Linked DNA regions of Homo sapiens: region 2 is linked to region 1. Evidence: chromatin contacts called from ENCODE Hi-C or POLR2A ChIA-PET data. All regions are on one chromosome and are shown on one strand. Each heading gives the region's core, a stretch centred on a gene start or an enhancer-like site at or near the end of the contact. The rest is flanking DNA. Distances are from core to core; before and after follow the strand shown.

Region 1 (5,115 bases), core at 1,040-3,539:
GCCCACCTGTAGTCCCAGCTATGTGGGAGGCTGAGGCAGGAGAATCACCTTAGCCTAGGGAGGTCCCCAGGGAGGTCAAGGCTGCAGTGAGCTGAGATCACACCACTGCACTCCATCCAGCCTGGGTGACAGCGTGAGAACCTATCTCAAAAAGAAAAAGAAAAAAAAGTGACATGTCAATTAAACACAATCAAGTTCATTCTAGCTTTCAACCAAAGACAGACTGCAAAACTTATGTTGACAGAGGAACGCTTTAAATGTGAGGCTCCCTCAGATTCGAATTCGAGATTCTATTACAATGATAAGAACAACTAATAAGATATTAACTTTGTGAACTTCTCTATTTTTTGAAACATCTACTTGCTACATTCCCAACATTTCCTGATATTCTCAAGTGCAACAGAAGCAGAACCATAAGCCAAAATGAAACAAACTAGCATCTTTTCCATGTTCAAGCTACACAGACCAAAGACTTCATCAACCACCAGAGTAACTTCCCATGTGCTGTTCCCTCACCTCCTCCACCAGACAAGCACAGAAGCCCTGAAGCAAGCCTTTAGCATTCCAAAAAATATTTTTCCCAGACAGGATAATATAGAAGAAATACATACCACACTCATTAGAGTTACTTTATTGGATTTGAAACATAGACAAATTCGACTCTTAACAACAGAATATCCACAGATCACAGTCAGCAACCACAAGTCTTCACCATCAAATAGATGGCGGCATCCAAGCTCCATAAATACAGATTTGTACTAGGCCCACACAGGCCAGCCACACCAGTGGCAGGAACCTGATCCAGAGCTGATTCGGCTGTGAGCACAGCTTCCTGTTCACATTTTTATTTGTTAACTGTAAAGAAAGTTTCAGAAGAGGTAAAGATCTAGAACAGAAAGGCAATATTCTCCTGACTCAAACAATGAGTTTGTTCCTTGAGCATGAAATGTGAGTCCTGCCCAGATCCCACAAGTGCATGACAGAAAGTGGTGCAGTGTCCAGTTCCTCTCGTCTATTGAAGGGATACTTTTATTAAAAGAAGCAGGAAGGAAGAGCAATGGTGCTTTTAAACAGAGTAAAATAAGGCGAGTTCCAGAAGCAACATTATATGGTATGGGGTACCTCCCCAAAACTCCCCAGTGCAATGCCCAAATAAATATGGTCACAATGGGAAGAAAGCCCTCACATGGGTAAAAAAATTGATCACAAAAATAATAAACGCACACCCTAAATTATCCTTCTACAATTCATCTCCTTAGTTGCAATCCCAAAATTGAATCTGTAAGAATACAGATTATACTTCAGTAATATTTTCAGTGACTAGAATTCACCAACATTAGCCTTCCTAAAAACTTTCCACTAAAATCAAGGGCCTCCCTGGAAAGAGTTGACCATGCAACACTCCAAATTCACACTACACCACTAAGAGCTTACACAAGGAATTTCTCCTTGTATCAATGCATAGTAAATTTCTTCTCCTTCCTATGAGGGTTTTTCAGTTGCACATTCTTCTATATTGTATGCTTTCTTCCATCCTCACAAATGCACAAAATTTAGGTGGCATTCAAATTTTTTCTAACCTTTATCAGAAGAAAAAGGAGTGGAAACAAAAAGGAGCAAACAGTATAATTCAAAAACTTCATTTAATATCTACTTGGGTAAGAATTCAATTTGTCCTAAATCTTATTCTGACTGGCTCCCTAAATAAACCACAGTGAAAGCCATCTGTCTGAACCTGCTCTGCAACAGGACACCCCAAAAGCACAACTTCCCCTGGGTAGAAGAAACTAGTGTCTGGCTATCAAGCAGTGGGTACGAAATGAGGCCTTGTCAATGACTGCCTTCTCAGCACCAACTACTCTTTTTACTCCATTTAAGAGAATAGAATTCCAAGTCACATGACAACATACACATATGCAAAAAATGCTATCCGATTCTAAAACAGATACAAAAATAAACAAAATACCTAAACTTCAATTTCTAACACAAAAGTCAATGCATACTTTTTTTAATTGCCAAAGAATTTTCCATAAGCTCTAAAAGGAAGATGAGTCTGCTTCCTTTTGAAGGCAAGAGACTAAGTAAAAACTGATGTGACATAACCTTTCATTTTTAAAAAAATCAATTTTAAGGTGTTATTGTTGCAATCATAATTCACAACTGTTCCCTGAATATGTCAGACTTCAGAAAAAGATCACAAAAATTATAATTTGCTCTGGCAAACAGGCTCTCAATCAAAACAAGGTTCCACCCACCTTCAAAGCAACCAATAGAAGCCCACCTACCATCCTTCCTAAAACATCCAAACAGAGCTGCTCTGCGGCCCAGGCATTCCATACTAGCCACAAGGCAAGGGGGCGGCCTGCAGGCTTGCTCTGCAGGTCTTGAAGGCAAACAAGCTTGGCAACACACACCCAGCACGACTGAGGTTAAGATTATACTACGAGCCGAAGAGGTAAGGGGAAGAGGACAGGGACAGAGGGACCCGCAAAGCTTCACATTCTATATCTGCTGAATGCCTCTCCGGTAGTCCCCATTCTTAGTTCTGATTTTACGCTTCACAATACCACCTACATGGCCAGCTAGGGCTGAATTAAAGGCTCTCAGGAACATGCACTATGAATGATGAAATGATTCATAAACACCTTCAGAAGTGAGAAAGAGCAGCAAAACCCATCACTGTTTCGGTGAGGCCAGGGGAAGATAGCCTACCTGCAGGGGCTGAATGGATCATCCATGACTAACACGGGCTCTGGTGAGTCTAGCTGGATTCCTGAACCTTTACTTTCTGCTAAAACTCTGCCCTTTTCTACACTAACAACTCAAAATGGAGGCACATGCAGTCTCAGAGACCTCATAGAGCTTTCACTGAGCTTGTGCTATGACCTAAGCCTTCACGCAGAACGCAGAAACTTCCCCTCACTCTGACAGGACTGAGCATGTGCTGTGACCCTCCCTCATCCACACACTGTCTCTCCACGACGCAATCAATCTCAACCCTGCTGTTTCCGTAAATAAAGCCCAGCCAACAGACTCTGCAGCTTCTCCCTGCACACCAAGCTAGTGTGCAGGGAAGTGGGGCCTTAGAAAGGGGATCCAAGACAGCCAACAGCAGGGAACTGAGCAAGCCCAGCCATGGAGAGGCTTCAGTTAAATGCCCTGCTCTGTCAGGAACTCAGCAAGCCAAGCCACGGAGGAGCGTCAGTTAAATGCTCTCTGCTCTGTCAGCACAACAGCAAGTTTTGTCTTTTTTTTTTTTTTTTTAAGGTAAATGGTGATTTTAAAAAGCAAGATCACCAAGAAATAGAATCAAAAGACAGATATGAATGACTACACACAAGATCAACTAATAGAAATACTGCAACACATTTAAAAACATAGTAGTAGCTACTTAAGAGAAGCAACTTCACAAATTTCTTTTTGAAACTCTAAACATTTTGAAAAAGACCAAACAATCCGGGTAAAGTTATGGAGTGCTTGGCCTTGTCACACAGGTACAGACACAGTGTAGATGGTATTGTGAGCAGGGTAGCTAAAGAAAACTGTATTTTCTGCAAACAGCTTAATCTTCCTTAGATAAGAAACTAAAAATAATAAATAAAACATTCCCCAAATAATAAATTAAAACATTTCCTAAAGTAATACTAGCCCAATCAAGTCTAGCTTGAAGAATCTAATTCTAACAATTAGAAAGACAGGAAGGTTCAAGATTCAACATCGTGCCACAAACACATGAACATCCAAAAATCTCATTTGAGGTCCTGATTCAAAATACTAAGGCAGATCCATATAAGAAATCCTAGCTTTGGATGTGCAGGCTTAGTTTCCACTTACAAACTAAGAGGTGATTCTATAGATTATTAATCAGTTACAAAAAGAAAAAGAAATGGAAGACCATGAACCTCGCCAAAATTATAAAGGACAAGATAGGGCAGGAAAGGGCAGTGCCAATTCTGTTTCCCAGAAATGTAATGGAATGTCAGGAAATTAAAGCCTGTTGAAAAGAACACACAGTGTCCTCAAGATTCCTACAGTGAATGCAGAATCAATTCCATTTCCATAGCACTCCCGTTTATGCTATGAAATAAACTAAATTCTGAAACTATGATTCAATAAACTCTTATCCTGCCGATAATGTAATTTAGAAAATACAAGAAATGCCAAGTACACTTAAATACGTTTTCCTTTGACCTAACACATGAAACAAGTATCTACAGGCTGGAAGAACATTTTCCCTTATTGGTATGTGAGACAACATATTCCCAAAACTGCTGTTACTACCAACAGTCTAGAGAAAAATACTTTCTAAACACAAAAGCAATGGAATTAGAACCTAGCAGCCAAATAATATGAATATGAGCAGCAAAGAATTTCCTCCCAAAAGTGTATATATTAAAAAAAAACAAACTATCTAACCCTTTCATATGGAAAATGTTTACTTGAAGAAATCAACACAAAATAATATGTAATAAATTCATCAGTCTCTGAAAGCCCATGAAACTGTTACATAGAGCACACTATAAAAACGGTTACTGTAACAGCAAGTTAAGAAATGTGGATTCTAATTTTGGTCTCATTAGATGCCCTGAGTTACCAAAATCCAATGGCCTTCCCCTGTGATAATGGATTCCAATGGTGGCGCCAGCCTTTGTGGATATCCTCTTCATTGTCTTTCCTGGTGCTGGCATCTCACAGTTGGCTTCACATGCCATGCCACCAAGACAGACAGCCCTTTCTCTTGTTACCCCTCAGGGGCAGCGTACCCCAGCGGCCACACCCCAGATCTCCTCTCCTTCACACTCTCTCCCGTGGAAAAGTCACCCACACTACCACCATGCCAGCCAGCTCCACTCTGAAGACACTTCCTTCCTGGCAGCAGCTCAGAAATGCAGGAGCCCCCGGAATCCTCTCACTGTACCTCTCTGGGGAACTGCACCTCTCTTATTAGATTCTAAGTCCTTCAGGGACAAGGACACTACCTAAATCATCTTTATTGGAACCACCCAACTCTCCTATTTTGTACCTCAAAGAACTCTATCTGAAGCAGTGGAAAGGGCACAGTATCACTCATATAGTATGGCTGGCCAAAATTACATAACCTAGATCTAATCGTGG
Region 2 (5,115 bases), core at 856-3,355, 120 kb after region 1:
AGAGGTAACACGACCCTGCCAACACCTTGCTGTTGGATGTGTGGCCTCCAGAACTGTAAGACAACATACCTCTGTTGTTTAAGCCACTCCATTTGTTATACAGCCACAGCATCCCTAACATACTAACACACAGCCACATTGTGTTTCCTCCCAAATAAGATTAACGTTGATTAAATAACATTAAAGATGATTGTGCAGATAGGCAACTAGGTCACAGAGGGTCTACAGTGCCAGGTTCTGGGAACAAACCTGCTGGTGAACAGGGAATACACTGAAAAGCTTTAAGCAGATTAATAATAGGTCTAATAAGTGCAACTGAATTTGTCACATGTCGGAAAAAAAACATTAAGCTCTGCCTAAAGATGCCTTTATGCTATGTTACACAAAAATATTCTTGCCATTATCAATAAAACTACCCCACCACAAAATATGAATGTTTCAAGAAGACACCTTCATTTGCATGTCACATCTATTAATACCTAAAATTCTTCTAAATATTGAGATGTAGATAAAAAGTTACAGATCAAATGAGCTTCTATTTAAAATATGTATGTGTGTGTGTGTGTGTGTGTGTGTGTGTGTGTGTGTCCCCTGGAACACCAAATACCACATCTTGGTTTTGTTTTATTTTGGGAAGGAAATGTTTGTCTGAGTAATTAATTGCCTTACAGAAGCTTTCGATGATTCAGAGAACTAAGGATGTGACACCACTTGCAGCCTCCACAGACCTCAGTGAAGACGCAGTAGCTAAATGTTAGGACCATTTGTTAAAATATCGGGGACTCCCTCCCCACTTTAAACAGTAACTTGATTGAATGGAAATTTTCCATTTAGAAAATAGTTGCATGTTATCTTTACTTTTTCTTTTAAGGCAAACTTTTACTGAAGTGTAATACATATACAGAGAAGTGCAAAATGCAGTAAATTTTCACAGAACAAGTCCATGTAACCAGTACCATAAAACGTAACATGGCCAGAACCTGGGGGTCCCCTTAATGTTCTGTTCCCTGTACCCATAGGGCAATCTCTCTCCTGACTTCAAACACCAAAGATTAGTTGTGGCTGTTTTAAAATTTTCTATAAAAGGAATTATACAGTATTATGCTCTTCTGTGTCCACTCAACATCATGTTTCATGTTGAAATCATTTACCTGTTTTTGCGATGGGGTCTCACTCTGTAACCCAGGCTGCAGTGCAGTGGTGCAATCACTGCTCACTGCAGCCTCAACCTTCCATGCTTAAGGGATCCTCCCACCTCAGCCTCCCAAGTAGCTGGGACTACAGGAGCACACCACCAAGCCCGGCTAACTTTTGTATTTTGAGTAGAGACAAGGTTTCGCCATGTTGCCCAAGCTGGTCTTGAACTCCTGGGCTCAATCTACCTACCTACCTCCACCTCCCAAAGTTCTGGAATTACAGACGTGAGCCACTGCACCTGACCTATAGTCATTTACTTTAAATAGGTTTTAGAAATAACGTATATTCCATTTTTATTCAAACTAGATCCTCAGGTTTCATTTTGCCTAGTTTGAATTTTTTCCAGCTTAAATTCCATTTGCATCAAAAGAAAATAACACTTAAGTGATCAAAGTAAACAATTCTAGTTTCCAGGGCATTTTTCCTCAAAATTGTCAAATAAAATGGTCAAATATTTTGCATCACCTAAGATTTCACAAACCACAAACTTATATACATAAATACATGTTTTGCACTATGTTCATGAAAGTAGAAGGAACACATATTCTAGGACTATAGGGTAAATAGGACAATCAAACAAAATTATCAGTTAATATGACAAAATGTTAAAAAATTAATACATACTTTTGAAAAAAAAAATACATTTCATTATCCAAATAGCAAGCAATACCAATATGCCAAAATAAAAAAAAAAATCTCACAATAATATGAAGTTAGTTTTTTAACCAGTTCTACCTACACCAGAAATAAAGGAATCAAATTTCCTAGAACCTAACTGAAAACAGTAGAAAGAAATTAATATGCCACCTACAGCAAACTCCAGAAATCAATATCCTATGCTAAAGAAGCCCAGAAGGAAAATCTGGCTGCACACAGCTGTGTAATAAATCAATTTGTTACCGTGACAGTCATCTCAAAACAGGAGTAATGGCTGACAGACAACAAAGAAGTTAGATCTGACTCAAGGACAATATACAATAGAGCCCCACAAGGTTTTTGTTTTGGTTTTATTTTTAAACAAGTCTGTTAAATCATTCATTGGGAAGTAATACAAAACAGACTTCCAGAAGTCTTATTCTAATTTTAACATCATCAATGAGTCAATAATTTTTTTTAATGTTTCTAGAAATTTCTTTATTCAACAAATATTATGGAATACAGGCTGGGCGCGGTGGCTCTCACCTGTAATCCCAGCAGTTTGGGAGGCCGAGGTGGGCAGATCACTTGAGGTCAGGAGTTCGAGACCAGCCTGGCCAACATGGTGAAACCCTGACTCTACTAAAAACACAAAAATTAGCCGGGCGTGGTGTCACACGCCTGTAATCCCAGCTACTCTCGAAGATGAGGCAGGAGAATCACTTGAACCCAGGAGGCGGAGGTTGCAGTGAGCTGAGATTGCACCACTGCACTCCAGCCTGCATGACAGGGCAAGACTCCGTCTCAAAAAAAAAAAAAAAAATGTATATATATTATGGAATACACACTATGTGTACACTATTGTCAGTAGATGGCAGGAATTCAATGATGAGTGGGGGAAAATAAGAATTGCTGTTTTTTTGGAGAAGGGAGACTTATTAATCCTAATAAAATTATTACTGTTCTAAGTGCTAGAAGAAAAGATACAAAAAAGGCTATAACAGTATTTATTAAGGAAATGTATTTGACTAACCTGGGAGAAAGGCAGTGACACTGGGGTGGCAGAGCTTAAGAAAAGATAAGAATTAAGTGTGTTACCGAGACGAGAAGAGCAAGTGCAAAGGCCCCGAGGCAGGCGGGAACATGGGCAGTGTAAGTAACAAAATCTATTATGCTGAGCTCCTAAGGACAAAATTAAGGTAATCCCAGAGTTTAGCAGCAAAGGTGAAAAAGACCTGGTTGTGACAACGCATGAGATTAAACCGTAGTGATAAATTCTAAATAATATTTAATTTCTCCATAAGATCACATGCTTCTAAACACTAAACAATTTAAATATAGCTTGGGACAGAAAAGTATGATTATATGAAAGCCTACCTTTATCCTCAAAGTATCCCTGCTATGCTCATTCTCAGTGACATTTCGAGAGGTCCCTATAATTTATACTTATTCTGAGTAGTAAAACCAATTCAGAGATGTAGAAAGCAATAAATATTTGAAAAATCTTAATTTGTGCTTTATATCCCATAGAAATAAATGAGTATTAAAGATCTATTCACTTGGAAGCGGTGGTTCACGTCTGTAATCCCAGCACTTTGGGAGGCCAAGGTGGGTGGATCACCTGAGGTCAGGAGTTCGAGACCAGCCTAGCCAATGTGGTAAAACCCTGTCTCTACAAAAAATACAAAAATTAGGCCAGGAGCAGTGGCTCACGCCTGTAATCCCAGCACTTTAGGAGGCCGGGGCGGGCAGATCACAAAGTCAGGAGATCGAGACCATCCTAGCCAACATGGTGAAACCCCGTCTCTACTAAAAACACAAAAATTAGCTGGGCATGGTGGCACGCGCCTGTAATCCCAGCTACTTATGAGGCTGAGGCAGGAGAATCGCTTGAACCCAGGAGGCGGAGGTTGCAGTGAGCCGAGATCGCACCACTGCCCTCCAGCCTGGCGACAGAGTGAGACTCCATCTCAAAAAAAAATAAAAATTAAATTAAATTAAATAAATAAATAAATAAAAATAAATTAGCTGGGTGTAGTGCCACGTGCCTGTAATCCCAGCTACTCAGGAGGCTGAGGCAGGAGAATTGCTTGAACCCAGGAGGCAGAGGTTGCAGTGAGTTGAGATCTCACAACTGCATCAAGCCTGGGCAACAGGCTGAGACTACGTCTCAAAAAAAAAAATCTACCATTTAAAAACTAGTAATTTGGCCAGATGCAGTGGCTCATACCTATAACCCCAAGACTTTGGGAGATGGAGGCAGGAGGATCACTTGAGGCCAGGAGTTCAAGACCAGCCTGAATAACATAGCAAGACCCCATCTCTACAAAAAAATTGTTAATAGGCCAGGTGTAAGCACACCTGTAGTCCTAGCTACTCAAGAGGCTGAGGCAGGAGAAGCAATTGAGCCCAGGAGTTCGAGGATGTGGTTAACTATGATCACGCCACTACCCTCCAGTCTGAGCGACAGAGTGAGACTCTCTGTTTTTTTTTAAGCTAGTAATCCATTGAAGATATCCTTTACAACATTCTCCACAGATCCTAAGCTTTTAAGATACAACTAAGCACACAGGATCTCTGCAAGTGGGTGAGGATAATGGTTTTTCATCACTAACAAAGGATGTTATTGTAGTAGTTTATATCAAGAAAGTAAAAGACCAGGTGCAGTGGCTTAGGCCTATAATCCCAGCACTTTGGGAAGCCAAGGCAGGAGGATGACTTGAGCCTGGGAGGTCAAGGCTGCAGTGAGCTGTGATCATACCACTGACAGCCTGGATGACAGAGCAATACCCTGTCTCAAAAGAAAAAAAAAAAAAATCAGGAAACAAAACAAAGGAAAGAAAAAACTCAACCCCCATCTGGGAATCTAATCACAGTACTCTGCTGGTTTTTTTGGTTTTGTTTTTTGTTTTTTAAGAGACAGTCTTGCTCTGTCACCCAGGCTGTAATATAATGGCATGTAGTTCACTGCAGCCTTAAACTCCTGGCCTCAAGTGATCCTCCCACCTGAGACTCTCAAAGTGCTGGGATTACAGGTGTGAGCCACCTTGCCCAGCCCAGCACCCTACTTCTGATTCTTCAGTTTAAGTAACCCTAAAGAACAGACAATATTTAACAAATACTCATTTAGAGAAAAAGCTGTTTGGAGAAGGCAGCTAACTCAGCTTCAAATCCATCACCAAAACGAAAGGAAACCACTGAGAAGGTCAAAGACAGTCTCCTTACCAAATAGACATCCACTGGACCTGGCAGGATGCAAAGGCACAGCCCCCACTCAAGCAA

Evidence for each region. A loop is a pair of places that touch in the nucleus more often than their neighbours do. ChIA-PET counts read pairs that join two places held with the same protein, here RNA polymerase II (POLR2A). Pooled maps may share reads with other maps.
Region 2: a pooled map shows a loop between it and region 1 (4-fold over the local background). The contact joins two enhancer-like sites. A Hi-C loop is called at or near these places in 1 of 37 single-sample maps with no recorded cell type and 6 of 50 pooled maps. POLR2A ChIA-PET finds 5 or more read pairs at or near these places in 5 of 52 experiments (B cell, HEK293T, T-cell and 1 more).

What each region holds. Positions count from the first base shown.
Region 1 is chr1:8,523,047-8,528,161 of GRCh38, forward strand. The region is part of intron 7 of RERE (arginine-glutamic acid dipeptide repeats); the gene reads right to left. Among named protein-coding and RNA genes, the nearest start is that of SNORD128, 31 kb to the left of the region's middle. RefSeq lists a silencer at 2,204-2,498 and an enhancer at 2,315-2,364. Within about 2 kb of position 2,290, at least 38 of the 41 ENCODE cell types and tissues checked have a DNase peak (open chromatin) inside an H3K27ac peak, as active enhancers do.
Region 2 is chr1:8,647,091-8,652,205 of GRCh38, forward strand. The region is part of intron 2 of RERE (arginine-glutamic acid dipeptide repeats); the gene reads right to left. Among named protein-coding and RNA genes, the nearest start is that of SNORD128, 150 kb to the left of the region's middle. RefSeq lists an enhancer at 4,953-5,032. Within about 2 kb of position 2,106, at least 2 of the 41 ENCODE cell types and tissues checked have a DNase peak (open chromatin) inside an H3K27ac peak, as active enhancers do.